Linked DNA regions of Homo sapiens: regions 1, 2, 3 and 4 are each linked to region 5. A link is a contact called in ENCODE Hi-C or POLR2A ChIA-PET data. All regions are on one chromosome and are shown on one strand. Each heading gives the region's core, a stretch centred on a gene start or an enhancer-like site at or near the end of the contact. The rest is flanking DNA. Distances are from core to core; before and after follow the strand shown. Region 1 holds the start of ZNF257 (zinc finger protein 257). Region 2 holds the start of ZNF429 (zinc finger protein 429). Region 3 holds the start of ZNF493 (zinc finger protein 493). Region 4 holds the start of ZNF708 (zinc finger protein 708). Region 5 holds the start of ZNF486 (zinc finger protein 486).

Region 1 (2,700 bases), core at 120-2,619, 1.9 Mb after region 5:
CAGCACTTTGGGAGGCCGAGGCAGGTGGATCACTTGAGGTCGGGAGTTCCAGACCAGCCTGACCAACATGGAGAAACCCCGTCTCTACTAAAAATACAAAAATTAGCCGGGCATGGTGGCAGATGCCTGTAATCCCAGCTACTCAGGAGGCCGAGGCAGGAGACTCACTTGAACCCAGGAGGCAGAGAACACACTTTGTGCCATTGCACTCCAGCCTGGGCAACAAAAGCGAAACTCCATCTCAAAAAAAAATAAAAAAAAAAAAACAAAAAAAACAAAAAAAAACAGACTTAGTTCCAATGATATAGTTCTAACTATATACATGCTACATTAATAATTACACATTGCTCATATAGTAATATTTTGGATATATTGGGTTACTGAAATTGTTACAATCAGTTTGACCTATTTCTTCTTTCTTTTTAAAGTTTGGCTACTAGAAAATTTAAAATTCACATTTGGCTCACATTCTATTTCAGAAGATTGCCTCCTTTTTTTTTTTTTTTTTTTGACGGAGCTTAGTTTCGCTTTTGGTGCCCAGGCTGGAGTTCAAAGCGATCTCGGCTCACTGCAACTCCTGCCTCCCGGGTTCACCTGTCTCGGCCTCCCCAGTAGCTGGGATTACAGGCACCCGCCACCATGCCCCGCTAATTTTTGTATTTTTAGTAGAGACGGAGTTTCATCGTATTGGTCAGGCTGGTCTCCAACTCCTGACCTCAGGTGATCCGCCGGCCTCGGCCTCCCAAAGTGCTGGGATTACAGGCGTGAGCCACCGCACCCGGCCATGATTGCCTCCTTCTTAAAATCTCAGGCTGCCTGATCAAAAAACCAGAAGCCAGGAAGGTCAGGAAAGCTGAAATTTTAAAATAGTTGTTATTAGATTATTTTTGTTTGTGAATAACAATATAGTGTATTTTTTTCTTTTCTTTTTTTTTTTGAGACAGAGTCTCACTCTGTGGCCCAGGCTGGAGTGCAGTGGCGCGATCTCGGCTTACTGCAATCTCCGCCTCCTGGGTTCAAGCGATTCTCCTGCCTCAGCCTCCGGAGTAGCTGGGACTACAGGCGTGAGCCACCGCGCCCGGCCATATTATGTATTATGTATAAACGCATATGACCTTACACACAAGGTTAAATGCAAATACCTTTGGGTTGGGCCTGGCTCAGCTCAGGGAGGAAAACCTGCCTGAAAAGGCTGGAGCTTAGGCTTTCACTCTTTCTTCATTCAGCCGAGCATCTGATCACGTCTCCTGTCACTCAGGGCCTAAAGGGGCGAGGCCTTAAACGTTATCCAGTCAGGGACGCTGGGCTGGAAACCGTCCAATCAGACACGAAGCTGGAGCGGACAGGGTGGCTTCCGGGTTTGGCGGGTACTTTGTCTCTCGCTCTAGCCCGAGCTGCAGGTCTCGTCTTCCCTGGTCTGTGTCCTCTTCTCCTAGGGGCCCAGCCTCTGTGGCCCTGTGACCTGCAGGTATTGGGAGATCCCCAGCTAAGACGCCAGGTCCTCCTGGAAGCCTAGAAATGGTGAGAGTGCTGGGTCCGACATCCTGGGAGAGGGGAAGGGGGTGGTTGGAACCTGTGGGAAGTCGCTGTGGCGGGACTCAGGCCTCCTTGCAGTCAGCCCTACCATCTGCGCCCGAGTTTTCCTTGGCCAGCTCGGCCTCGGTCCCCCTCAGCCATAAGATGGCGGCTGCGCTGACAGCCGGGACCCCGGGCGTCCTGTCTCTTCCCTGCGCAGTGACTGTGCCCTGGCCTGGATCCCTCTCTCGGCAGCTCTGCACCCGCAGCGCCGAGTCTCCCCAGGTTGTGCAGGGACCACAGGAGAGTCGTCAGGGGAGAATCCTGACTCGGGGTGCGGGGTTCATGAATGGGAAGAGCTTTGGTCTGTGGGGTTCTGAGTCTCTCTTTTCTCTTATTAAAAATATACAGAAGTCACCGCAAAAATATTAAAGAATTTAATTAAAGAGTGATTCAAAAATCCGGGCGCGGTGGCACACGCCTGTAATCCCAGCACTTTGGGAGGCCGAGGCAGGCGGATCACGAGGTCAGGAGATTGAGACCATTCTGGCCAATATGGTGAAACCCCGCCTCTACTAAAAATACAAAAATTAGCGGGCGTGGTGGCATGTGCCTATAATCCCAGCTACTCAGGAGGCTGAGGCAGGAGAATCGCTTGAACCAGGAAGTCAGAGGTTGCAGTGAGCCGAGATGGCGCCACTGCACTCCAGCCTGAAGACAGAGCGAGACTCCGTCTCAAAAAAAAAAAAAAAAAAAAAAAAAAAATTGTAAAGTACCCAGCTATGGTTTGTCATTTGTCGTCCATAGCAGGGGCTTGAAGAGAAGACTTTAATAACATGAGATAAAGAAAACCAAATTCAGTAATTGGTTAGATGCAGTTACATAGTTTGTTAATTTGTACTATCAAGGTGGACATTTCCTTGTTATGTAATCAGAGGTTAAATGGTAGTGTATAGTTGGCTACGCCTCAATTTTGTTTCCCCCAATTTAGTAATTTATAAAAACATGCGTTTGAGGCCGGCGCTGTGGCTCACGCTTGTAATCCGAGCACTTTGGGAGGCCCAGGCGGGCGGATCACTTGAGGTCGGGAGTTCGAGACCAGCCTTACCAACATGGAGAAACTCCGCCTCTACTAACAATACAAAATTAGCGGGGCGTGGTAGTGCATGCCTGTAATCCCAGCTA
Region 2 (2,700 bases), core at 117-2,616, 1.3 Mb after region 5:
CCGCCCACCTCGGCCTCCCAAAGTGCTGGGATTACAGGCGTGAGCCACCGCGCCCGGCCTTCTTCATATCTTAAAGTTAGAGGTTAAGACTGTGGACAGACCCAAAGACATAGAGTTTTCTTCTCCTGTCTCCTGTGGCCCCAGAATTTTTTGTTCACTGTCTGATCTCTGGATGAAAGGTGGACAACAGGTGGCAAAGAGTGGTCTACCTGTGGTTATTTTATTTGTGCTGCCCTCTGCCCTTGCTATGGCCACTATCTATCGCACCCTCAGAACCGAAGATAGATGTTAGTAGAGAGAGGCTGTCTCCTCACCTCTGGCAGAAAAGGGATGTTCAGGGCCTCCACCCACCTGACATCAGAGCTGCACTTCAACGTGGTGGCTGTTGGCCATGTGTGGCTCCTGGGTGCCTGGAATGTGCCTGGTCTGAACTGCAATTTGCTAGAAAAGTAAAATACAGAGTTGGTTTCGAAGATTTAGTTCCAAAAATATATATAGTGCCTTAATAATTACATATTGCTGTGACCCCAGAAAATCTGAGACATCAGTTAATTTAGAAAGTTTATTTTGCCAAGGTTGAGAACACGCCTATGACATAGTTTCAGGAAGTCTTGAGGACACCTGCCCAAGGTGGTCAGGGAACATATTGGTTTTATACATTTTAGGGAGACATGAGACATCAATCAATATATGTAAGAAGTACATTGGTTCAGTCTGAAAAGGTGGGACAACTTGAAGCAAAGGCAGGAAGACACGAAGCTGGAGGGAGCTTCCAGGTCACAGATAGGTGGACTCAAATTCTTTTGAGTTTCTGATTGGCCTTTAGTTCCCAGCTTGAGTTTTCCTTAGTAATTTTGGGGGCCCAAGATATTTTCCTTTCACATTGCTCACATATTAAAATTATAATACTTTAAACATATTGGGTTAGTTACATTATTACAATCAATTCCACGTGTTTCATGTTTCTTTTTAAAGTTTGGCTACTGGAAAATTAAAAATTCACATGTGGCTCACATTTTATTTCAGAGGACTGCCTCCTTTTTAAAATCTCAGGCTGCCTGCTCAAAGGACCAGAAGCTAGGAAGGTGATAAAAGCTAAAATTTAAAAGTAATTGTTATTATATTCTTTTCATTTGTGACTAGCCATATAGTATATTTATAAATGCATATGACCTTACACACAAGGTTCAATGCAAACACCCTCTAGGGTGGGCCTGGCTCAGCTCGGAGGAAAGCCTGCCTGAAAAGGCTGCAGCTAGGCTGTCACGCTTCATTCTGCCCAGCAACTGATCACCCTCTGTCACTCAGGGCCTGAGAGGGCGGGTCTTAAACATTATCCAATCAGGCACGCAGCTGGAGCGACAGGACGGTTTCCGGAATATGGCGGGGCGTTTGGCTCTTGCTGCAGCCAGAGCTCCAGGTCTCGTCTTCATTTCTGTGTCCTTTGTTCTTAGAGGCCCAGCCTGTGTGGCCCTGTGACCCGCAGATATTGGGAGATACACAGCTAAGACTCCAGGACCCCCTGGAAGCCTAGAAATGGTGAGAGTGCCGAGTCTGACATCCCCAGAGAGGGGGAGGGGCTGGTCGGAACCGTGAGAAGTGGCCGTGGCGGACTTAGGTCTCCCGGCAGTCAGCTCCACAATCTGCGCCCGGAATTCTCCTTGCCCAGCTCGGCTTCAGTCCCCTTCAGCCATAAGATGGCGACTGTGCTGACAGCCGGGCCCCGGGCGTCCTGTCTTCCCTCCGCAGTGACTGTGCCTGACGTGTAGCCCTGTCTGGGGAGCTCTGCACGCGCAATTCCGCAGTCTCTCCCAGATTGTGCAAGAACCATGGGAGGGGCGTCAGGTGAGAATAGTGACTCGGGATGCGGGTTCATGAGCGGGAAGAGCTTTGGTCCGTGGGGTTCCCAGTTCCCATTCTCTCCTATTAAAAATCTATGGGAGTGGCCGGGCGCGGTGGCTTATGCCTGTAATCCCAGCAGTTTGCTGGGAGGCGGGCAGATCACTGAGGTCCGGCATTCGAGAACAGCCTGGCCAACATGGTGAAACCCCCTCTCTGCTAAAAATACAAAAATTAGCCGGATGTGGTGGCAGGCATCTGTAATCCCAGCTATGTGGGAGGCTGAGGCACGAGAATCGCTTAAACCCAGGAGACCAAGATTGTGCCATTGCACTCCAGGCTGGTTGACACAATGAGACTATCTCAAACAAAAAAAAAAAAAAAAAAGGGGAGTCACTGCAAAATATTAAAGAATTTAATTAAAGAGTGGTTCTAAAATTGTAAAGCACCCAGCTGTGGGATGTAGTTTGTGGTCCTTTGGAGGAGCTTGAAGGAAAGACTTTGCGCATGGTACAAAAACGCAAATTCAGTTATTGGTTAGGTAGGGTTACGTAGTTTCTTAATTTCCATCTTCAGCTTACAAAATTTCCTGGTTATGTAATCAGAGCTTAATTCCAGTTAATAGTTAACCCTGTATTTGTTTTCCCCAGTGTAGTAATTTACAAAAAAAAAAGCATTTGAGTTAGTTTTTTGTTTTTTTTTTTTTTTTTTTGAGATGGAGTTTCCCTCTTCTTGCCCAATCTGGACTGCAGTGGCGCGATCTCGGCTCACTGCACCTTCCGCCTCCGTGTTCAAGTAATTCTCCTGCCTCAGCCTCCTGAGTAGCTGGGATTATAGGCAGGCACCACCACGCCCGGCTAA
Region 3 (2,700 bases), core at 2-2,501, 1.2 Mb after region 5:
TTACAATGAATTTCACCTGTTTCTTCTCCTTCTTTTTAAAATTTTTTTATTTTTGAGATGGAGTCTTGCTCTGTTTCCCAGACTGGAGTGCAATGGCGTGATCTTGGCTCACCTCAACCTCTGCCTCCTGGGTTTAAGTGATTCTCCTGCCTCAGCCTCTCTATTAGCTGGGATTACAGGCACCTGCCATCATACCCAGATAATTTTTGTATTTTTGTAGAGACGGGGTTTCACCATGTTGGCTAGGCTGGTCTTGCACTCCTGACCTCGGGTGATCCGCCTGCCTCGGCCTCCCCAAGTGCTGAGATAACAGGCATGGGACACTACACCCGGCTTTCTTTTCTTTCACTTTTATTTTCTTTCTTCTCTTCTCTTCACTTTTCTTTCTTCTTTTTCCTTCCTTCCTTTTCCTTCCTTCCCTCTTTCCTTCTCTCTCTCTCTCTTTCACTCTTTCTTTCTCTCTCTCTCTTTCTCTCTTCTTTTTTTTTCTTGAGATGGAGTTTCACTCTTGTTGACCAGGCTGGAGTGTGCAGTGGGGCGATCTCGGCTCACTGCAACCTCTGCCTCCCTCCACCTCCCGGGTTCAAGCGATTATTTTGCCTCAGCCTCCCGAGTAGCTGGGATAACAGGCGCCCACCACCACGCCTGGTTATTTTTTCTTATTTTTAGTAGGGACGGGGTTTCATCATGTTGGCCAGGCTGGTCTCAAACTCCTGACCTCAGGCGATCCACCCGCCTCGGCCTCCCAAAGTGCTGGGATTACAGGCGTGAGCCACTGCGCCCGGCCCTTCTTTATTTTTAAAGTCTGGCTACTAGAAAATTTAAAATTCACATGTGGCTCACATCTTATTTCATAAGATTGGCTCCTTTTAAAAATCTCAGGCTGCTAGTTCAAAGGACTAGGAGCCAGGAAGGTCATAAAAGCTGAAATTTTAAAATAATTATTTTTTTAAATTTGTGAATAGCCATATATTATTTATAAGTGCTTATGACCTTATACACAAGGTTAAGGGAAAATACCCTCTAAGGTGTGCCTGGCTCAGCTCAGGGAGGAAGCCCTGCCTGAAAAGGCTGCAGCCTAGGCTATCACTCTTTCTTCACTCCGCCCAGCATTTGGTCATATCTTCTGTCACTCAGGGCCTGAAGGGGCGGGCCCTTAAACCGTATCCAATCAGACACGCAGAACTGGGAACCGTCCAATTAGGCACACATTTGGAGCGGCGAGGACGGCTTCCGGGATGTGGCTGGGCCATTGTTTCTCTCTGCTGCCGGAGCTCCAGGTCTACCCTTCACTGCTCTGTGTCCTCAGCGTGTGTGGCTTCGTGACCTGAAGATACTGGGAAATCCATAGCTAAGATGCCAGGACCCCCTGAAAGCCTAGACATGGTGAGAGTGCTGGGTCCGACATCACGAGAGAGGGGAAGGAGTTGCTCGGAACCGGTGGGAAGTGGCTGTGGCGGGACTCAGGCCTCCCCGCAGTCAGCTCCACAATCTGCTCCCTGAGTTCTCCTTGCCCAGCTCGGCCTCAGTCTCCTTCAGCCGTAAGTTGGCGGCTGCGCCAACAGCCGGGGCCCCGGGCGTCCTGTCTCTTCCCTGCACTGTGACTGTGCCCTGCCTGGAGTCCTCTCTGGCAGTTCTGCACCCGCAGCGCCGCGTCTTTCTCAGATTGTGCGGGGACCACGGGAGGGTCATCAGGGGAGAATCCTGACTTGGGGTGCGGGTTCATGAATGGGAAGAGCTTTGGTCCGTGGGGTTCCCAGTTGCTATTTTCTCCTATTAAAAATTTATGGGCGTCACTGCAAAAATATTAAAGAATGTAATCAAAGAGTGGTTCTAGAATTGTAGAGCACCCAGCTATGGTTTGTAGTTTGTGGTCTGTGGGAGAGGCTTGAAGGAAAGTCTTTTATAAAATGCATGATGAAGAAACCAAATTTACTAATTGGTTAGGTACAGTTACATGGTTTCTTAATATGTGCGTTAAAGGTGAAAATTTCCTGGTTATGTAATCAGAGCTTAATTGGCAGTTTACAGTTGCTGAAGCCTGAATTTTGTTTCTCTGAATGTAGTAATTAAAAATAATGCACCTGAGTTAGATTTTTTTTTTAAAGTAAGAATTCAGGGACTAGAAATACCTCAGTCTAATTGCCTGCCACTTAATTATTTTCACACTCCACAGGGAACTGATTTTCTGCTGTATTTTTCACCTGTGTCCCAAGCAGAGTCTTGGAACCAATCCCCCATTTCTCCGGCCTCACTCTGGCTTGCAGTAAGATAATTTCCAGTTTCCTCTGACGTTCCTAAATGCCACCTTTTCCTCCCTAATTCACATTATCGCCTATTTGTCTTTTACTGTACTTTTTTATACCATATTTTAATTATTTTTTTGGCAAAGCATTAAATGGTTAAATGGTGCATTTAAAGAGATTTGTTATCTGTTTGTAAATATTTCCCATGAAAAGAAGGCAAATAATAATACCCTGACACTGCATTGTAGTAAATCTCTGTCTCTTTTGCTTTCATCTTGTCTAGGCACAGAGATGTTACCAGAATGTTTTTGGGTCGAAGTTCTCCTTTGGAAAATCTATGGGGTGATGTGTCCTCAGCCACCCTTTGGTTTTTTCCTGGTCATGGGTTTCAGTACTATCTGGGGATAAACCAAGATAACTGCCATGGTTATGTTAGCTAGAGTGTCCATTGGAT
Region 4 (2,700 bases), core at 108-2,607, 1.2 Mb after region 5:
CAGACAGTACTGAAACCCAGGACCAGGAAAAAACTGAAGGGTGGCTGAAGACACATCACTCCGTAAAGTTTCCAAAGAAAAACCTTCACCTGAAAACAAACATTCTGATAAGATTTCTGTGCCTGAGGAAGATAAAAAAAAAAAAGCCATAGAAATTTCATAAAATACAGTGTCAGGGAATTATTTTTTGCTTTCTTCTCATGAGAAATATTTTCAACCAGAAAACAATTTTAAGTGCCATCCAATGCTTTGTCAAAAAATGATTAACTAAAATACAGTATCAAAAATGTACACTAAAGGAAAAACAGTTGAGAATGTGAATTAGGAAAGGCAAGCTGGCATTTGGAAATGTCAGAAGGAACTAGAAATTTAGTATTTTAGTTTATTTGCAGTTTAAATCTAACTGCAGGCCAGAGTTAGGCTGGAGGAATGGGGCTGGGAGGTACACTTGAGACCCCGCTTGGAACGCATGTGAAAAATGCAGGGGAAAATCAGTCCCCTGTGGAGTGTGAGAATAATTAAGTGGCAGGCAATTACACTGAGGAGGCTCTAGTCCCCGGCTTTCTACTTAACAGCAACAGCTACGTAAATGTACCTAACCGATTATTAAATATAGTTTTCTTCATCATGCACCTTATAAAAAGTCTTTCCTTCAAGCTCCTCCCATGAACCACAAACTACAAAACATACTTTTGTGCTCTACAATTATTGAATCACTCTTTGATTAAATTCTTTAATATTTTTTGCGATGACTGCCACAGATTTTTAATAGGAGAAAATAGGAACCGGGAACCCCACAGACCAAAGCTCTTCCCATTCATGAACCCGACCCCAAGTCAGGATTCTCCCCTGACCACCCTCCCATGGTCCCTGCACAATCTGGGAGAGGCGCGGCGCTGCCGGTGCAGAGCCGCCCAGAGAGGGCTGCAGGCCAGGGCACAGTCACTGCGCAGGGAAGAGACAGGACGCCCGGGGGCCCGGCTGTCGGCGCAGCCGCCATCTTATGGCTGAAGGGGACTGAGGCCGAGCTAGGCAAGGAGAACTCGGAGCGCAGATTGTGGAGATGACTGCGGGGAGTCCTGAGTCCCGCCACAGCCACTTCCCACAGGTTTCAACCAGCCCTTCCCCTCTCTCGGGATGTCGGACGGCACTCTCACCATTTCTAGGCTTCCAGAGGGTCCTGGAGTCTTAGCTGTGGATCTCCCAATACCTGCAGGTCACAGAGCCACAGAGTCTGGGCCTCTAGGAGCAGAGGACAAACAGCAGTGAAGACGAGACCGGAGCTCCGGCTGCAGCAAGAGACAAAGGCCGCGCCAAACCCGGAAGCCGCCCTGTCCGGTCCAGCTGCGTGTCTGAGTGAACTGTCCCCAGCTCAGAGTCCCTGATTGGATAATGTTAAAACCCGCCCCTTCAGGCCCTGAGGGACGGAAGATGTGATCAGATGCTGGGCTGAATGAAGTGTGACAGCCTATGCTGCAGCCTTTTCAGGCAAGGCTTCCTCCCTGAGCTGAGCCAGGCCCACCCGAGAGGGTGTTTGCCTTTAATCTTGTGTATAAGGTCATATGCCCTTATAAATAATATGCTATATGGCTATTCACAAATGAAAAGAATATAATAACCCAATTGTTCTAAAAAAAATTTTTTTTTTGAGATTGAGTTTCACTCTTGTTGCCCAGGCTGGAGTGCAATGGCGCGATCTTGGCTCATCGCAACCTCCACCTCGCGGGTTCAAGCGATTCTCCTGCCTCAGCCTCCCGCGTAGCTGAGATTACAGGCATGCGCCACCATGCCCGGCTAATTTTTTTGTATTTTTAGTAGAGACGGGGTTTCTCCATGTTGGTCAGGCTGGTCTCAAACTCCAGACCTCAGGTGATCCTCCCGCCTCGGCCTCCCAAAATGCTGGGATTACAGGCATGAGCCACTGCGCCCGGCCCAACTGTTCTAAAATTTTATATTTTGTGACCTTCCTGACTTCTGGTCCTTTGAGCAGGCAGCCTGAGATTTTAAAAAGGAGGCAATTCTCTGAAATAAAATGTGAGCCACAAGTTGGGCGCTGTACCTCACGCCTGTAATCCCAGTACTTCGGGAGGCCGAAGAGGGTGGATCATCTGAGGTTCAGAGTTCGAGATCAGTCTGGCCAACATGGTGAAACCCCGTCTCTAAAACAATACAAAAAAATTAGCTGGGCATGGTGGCAGGCGCCTGTAATCCCAGCTACTTGGGAGGCTGGGGCAGGAGAATCGCTTGATCCTGGGCGGTGGAGGTTGCAGTGAGACGAGATCACGCCACTGCACTCCAGTATGGACAACAAGAGTGAAACTCTGTCTCAAAAAAAATAAATAAATAAAATAAAATCATAAAATGTGAGCCACATGTAAATTTTAAATTTTCTAGTAGCCAAACTTTATTTTATATTTTTATTTTTTTAGACGGAGTCTCACATTGTTGCCTGGGCTGGAGTGCAATGGCGCGATTTCTGCTCACTGCAACCTCTGCCTCCCGGGTTCAAGCGATTCTCCTGCCTCAGCCTCCCAAGTAGCTGAGATAAAAGGCGCTGGCCACCATGCCCGGCTAATTTGTAGCCAAACTTTAAAAAGAGTTTAGCTCTATTTTTAAAAAGAAACAAAGAACAGGTGAAATTGATTGTAACAATTTAACCCAATATATCGAAAATATTGTCATTTTAATATGTGAGAAATA
Region 5 (2,700 bases), core at 42-2,541:
GAAGATGGTTAATAACAAACTCTGCTGAGCTAAAGAAACATGTTCGAACCCAATTTGAAGAAGCTAAGAACCTTGATAAAAGGTTAGAGGAACTGCTAACTAGAATAAACAGTTTGGAGAGGAACATAAATGACCTGATGGAGCTGAAATGTTTGGCATGAGGCCCAGTCACTAGGGCCCTTTGCGACTGGGCTCAAGGAACACAAAAACGTTATCTTGTTTTTCAATAACTAACATATAGGAATAGATTGAAACAGAGATTTCTCTGAAATGACACTACATGAATGCCTCAATGAATGCCTCAAGGGGGTCACACAACCGGTTCTGAGACTTGGTGACCATTGTTTGTGTCTGTGTTCAATTTATTTCAAAATTAATATTTAACTTTTCCTCCACAAATTCCCCTGTCTTGATGAATGGGCTCTGTCTAGGCAAAAGGCCTGTCTTTATGAATCAGCTCTGTCTAGACAAAAGGCAAGGTAAAACCCTTGGGCTGTTACACAACCTCCGCCTCCTGGGTTCAAGCGATTCTCTTGCCTCAGCCTCCGGAGTAGCTGGGACTACAAGTGCACACCAGCACACCCAGATAATTTTTTGTATTTTTAGTAGAAATGGGGTTTCACCATGTTGGCCAGGCTGGTCTTGAACTCCTGACTCAAGTTATCCGCCCACCTTGGCCTCCCAAAGTGCTGGAATTAGAGGCGTGAGCCACTGCGCCTGGTTCTAAATGATTTCTATTTCCTGTAACAATTTGAAATTACTTAAAGGTTGTTTCAAATTGAAAAAAAGAATGTAGATAAAATATAAAAAGTTAAAAAAATTACAAGTGATTATGAAATATATGTGTAAATCTCGAGAGGTCAAAAGTGACAAATCTGATTTATATATAAGGTTTTATTAAAATTAGCTTTAGTATTGATAATACACTATTACCAAAGTAAAAGTTGATTTTCTAACAAAAATTTTATGTATTATTAATATGACAGCAAAATACTTCTGTTCACCTTTTGAATACATGCAAAAAGAGAGAGAGTAAAAAAGAGATAGAATTTTCCCTTGCTCTAGGGTGGGCCTGGCTCAGCTCAGGGAGGAAGCCCTGCCTGAAAAGGCTGCAGCTTAGGCTGTTACTCTTTCATCACTCAGCCCAGCATCTGATCACATCCTCTGTCACTCAGGGACTGAGTGGGCGGGGCCTTAAGCATTATCCAATCAGAGACGCTGGGCTGGAAACCGTCCAATCAGGCAGGCAGCTGGAGCAAAGAGGACGGCTTCCGGGTTTGGCGCGGCCTTTGTCTCTCGCTGCATCTGGAGCTCTAGGTCGCCTCTTCGCTACTCTGTGTCCTCTGCTCCTAGAGGCCCACCCTCTGTGGCCCTGTGTCCTGTAGGTATTGGGAGATCCACAGCCAAGATGCCGGGACCCCTTAGAAGCCTAGAAATGGTGAGAGTGCCCATTGGACATCCTGAGAGAGGGGAGGGACTGGTTGATGGGAAGTGGCTGTGGAGGGACTCAGGCCTCCCCGTAGTCAGCTCCACAATCTGCGTCCGGACTTCTCCTTACCCAGCTCGGCCTCAGTCCCCTTCAGCCATAAGATGGTGGCTGCGCTGACAGCCGGTCCCGGGGCGTCCTGTCTCTTCCCTGCGCAGTGACCGTGCCCTGGCCTGGCGCCCTCTCTGTGCAGCAGCTCTCCACCCGCAGCTTCGGGTCTCTCCCAGATGGTGCGGGAACCACGAGAAGGTCATCAGGGGAGAATCTTGACTCGGGGTGCGGGTTCACGATTCGGAAGAGCTTTGGTCCGTGGGGTTCACAGTTTCTCTTTTCTTTTGTTAAAAATTTATGGGGCCGGGCGCGGTGGTTGACGTCTGTAATCCCAGCATTTTGGGAGGCGAAGGCTGGCGGATCACTTGAGGTAAAGGGTTGCTAGGACAACTAAATTCCTCTTCAAAGACTCAACTTCCTGATCAGAAGTTGTAAAAGTTGTAAAACAACCCTACCCCTTTTTCTCCCTTTTCCTTTTCTCGCAAATCGCTCGTTTATCCTATTTGGAAAAAGTTTGGGTCTAAGCCAACCGGGATCAGCTTAGATTGTGCGGTCTGACCCCAGCCAATAGGGGAAGGACACAAAAACAAAAACTACGTTGGGGTTAAAAACCCATTCCTGGTCGGGCGCGGTGGCTCACGCCTGTAATCCCAGCATTTTGAGAGACCTAGGCGGGAGGATCTTGTGGTCAGGAGTTCTAGACCATCCTGGCCAACACCGTGAACCCCGTCTCTACTAAAAATACAAAAATTAGCCAGGTGTGGTGGCAGGCACCTGTAATCCCAGCTACTTGGGAGGCTGAGGCACGAGAATTGGTTGAACCCAGGAGGCGGAGGTTGCAGTGAGCTGAGACCGCGCCATCGTACTTAAGTGTGCGTGACAGAGCAAGACTCCTTCACACACACAAAAGAAGGGCCAGGCGCAGTGGCTCACGCCTGTAATCCCAGCACTTTGGGAGGCCAAGGCAGGCGGATCACCTGAGTTCGGGAGTTCGAGACCGGCCTGACTAACATGGAGAAACCCTGTCTCTATTAAAAATACAAAATTAGCTGGGCTTGGTGGCGCATGCCTGTAATCCCAGCTACTCGGGAGGCTGAGGCAGGAGAGTTGCTTGAACCCGGGAGGAGGAGGTTGCGGTGAGCCGAGATCGTGCCATTGCACTC

The links. A loop is a pair of places that touch in the nucleus more often than their neighbours do. ChIA-PET counts read pairs that join two places held with the same protein, here RNA polymerase II (POLR2A). Pooled maps may share reads with other maps.
Region 1: a loop to region 5 is called in a pooled map, with 8 times the contacts of the local background. The contact joins the promoter of ZNF257 here to the promoter of ZNF486 in region 5. A Hi-C loop is called at or near these places in 5 of 50 pooled maps. POLR2A ChIA-PET finds 5 or more read pairs at or near these places in 2 of 52 experiments (CD4-positive, alpha-beta T cell and activated B cell).
Region 2: a pooled map shows a loop between it and region 5 (7-fold over the local background). The contact joins the promoter of ZNF429 here to the promoter of ZNF486 in region 5. A Hi-C loop is called at or near these places in 6 of 50 pooled maps. POLR2A ChIA-PET finds 5 or more read pairs at or near these places in 5 of 52 experiments (CD4-positive, alpha-beta T cell, CD4-positive, alpha-beta memory T cell, activated B cell and 2 more).
Region 3: a loop to region 5 is called in a map of naive thymus-derived CD4-positive, alpha-beta T cell, with 4 times the contacts of the local background. The contact joins the promoter of ZNF493 here to the promoter of ZNF486 in region 5. A Hi-C loop is called at or near these places in 2 of 168 maps with a recorded cell type or tissue (CD4-positive, alpha-beta memory T cell and naive thymus-derived CD4-positive, alpha-beta T cell) and 5 of 50 pooled maps. POLR2A ChIA-PET finds 5 or more read pairs at or near these places in 1 of 52 experiments (activated T-cell).
Region 4: a pooled map shows a loop between it and region 5 (6-fold over the local background). The contact joins the promoter of ZNF708 here to the promoter of ZNF486 in region 5. A Hi-C loop is called at or near these places in 5 of 50 pooled maps. POLR2A ChIA-PET finds 5 or more read pairs at or near these places in 2 of 52 experiments (CD4-positive, alpha-beta T cell and activated B cell).

What each region holds. Positions count from the first base shown.
Region 1 is chr19:22,051,115-22,053,814 of GRCh38, forward strand. It overlaps ZNF257 (zinc finger protein 257), which reads left to right and starts at 1,370. Exons shown (of 4, transcript NM_033468.4): 1 at 1,370-1,521. The coding sequence starts at 1,519.
Region 2 is chr19:21,504,236-21,506,935 of GRCh38, forward strand. ZNF429 (zinc finger protein 429) reads left to right here and starts at 1,367. Exons shown (of 4, transcript NM_001001415.4): 1 at 1,367-1,539. The coding sequence starts at 1,537. RefSeq lists enhancers at 1,148-1,750, 1,366-1,685, 1,696-2,055, 1,751-2,352.
Region 3 is chr19:21,395,882-21,398,581 of GRCh38, forward strand. ZNF493 (zinc finger protein 493) reads left to right here and starts at 1,252. Exons shown (of 4, transcript NM_001076678.3): 1 at 1,252-1,386. The coding sequence starts at 1,357. RefSeq lists a silencer at 1,291-1,529.
Region 4 is chr19:21,328,053-21,330,752 of GRCh38, forward strand. It overlaps ZNF708 (zinc finger protein 708), which reads right to left and starts at 1,358. Exons shown (of 4, transcript NM_021269.3): 1 at 1,158-1,358. The coding sequence starts at 1,160. RefSeq lists enhancers at 911-1,110, 1,151-1,330, 1,215-2,203 and a silencer at 1,450-1,671.
Region 5 is chr19:20,165,923-20,168,622 of GRCh38, forward strand. It overlaps ZNF486 (zinc finger protein 486), which reads left to right and starts at 1,292. Exons shown (of 4, transcript NM_052852.4): 1 at 1,292-1,438. The coding sequence starts at 1,409. All of the region lies in intron 5 of LOC105372310 (a long non-coding RNA gene), which reads right to left. RefSeq lists an enhancer at 1,874-2,700.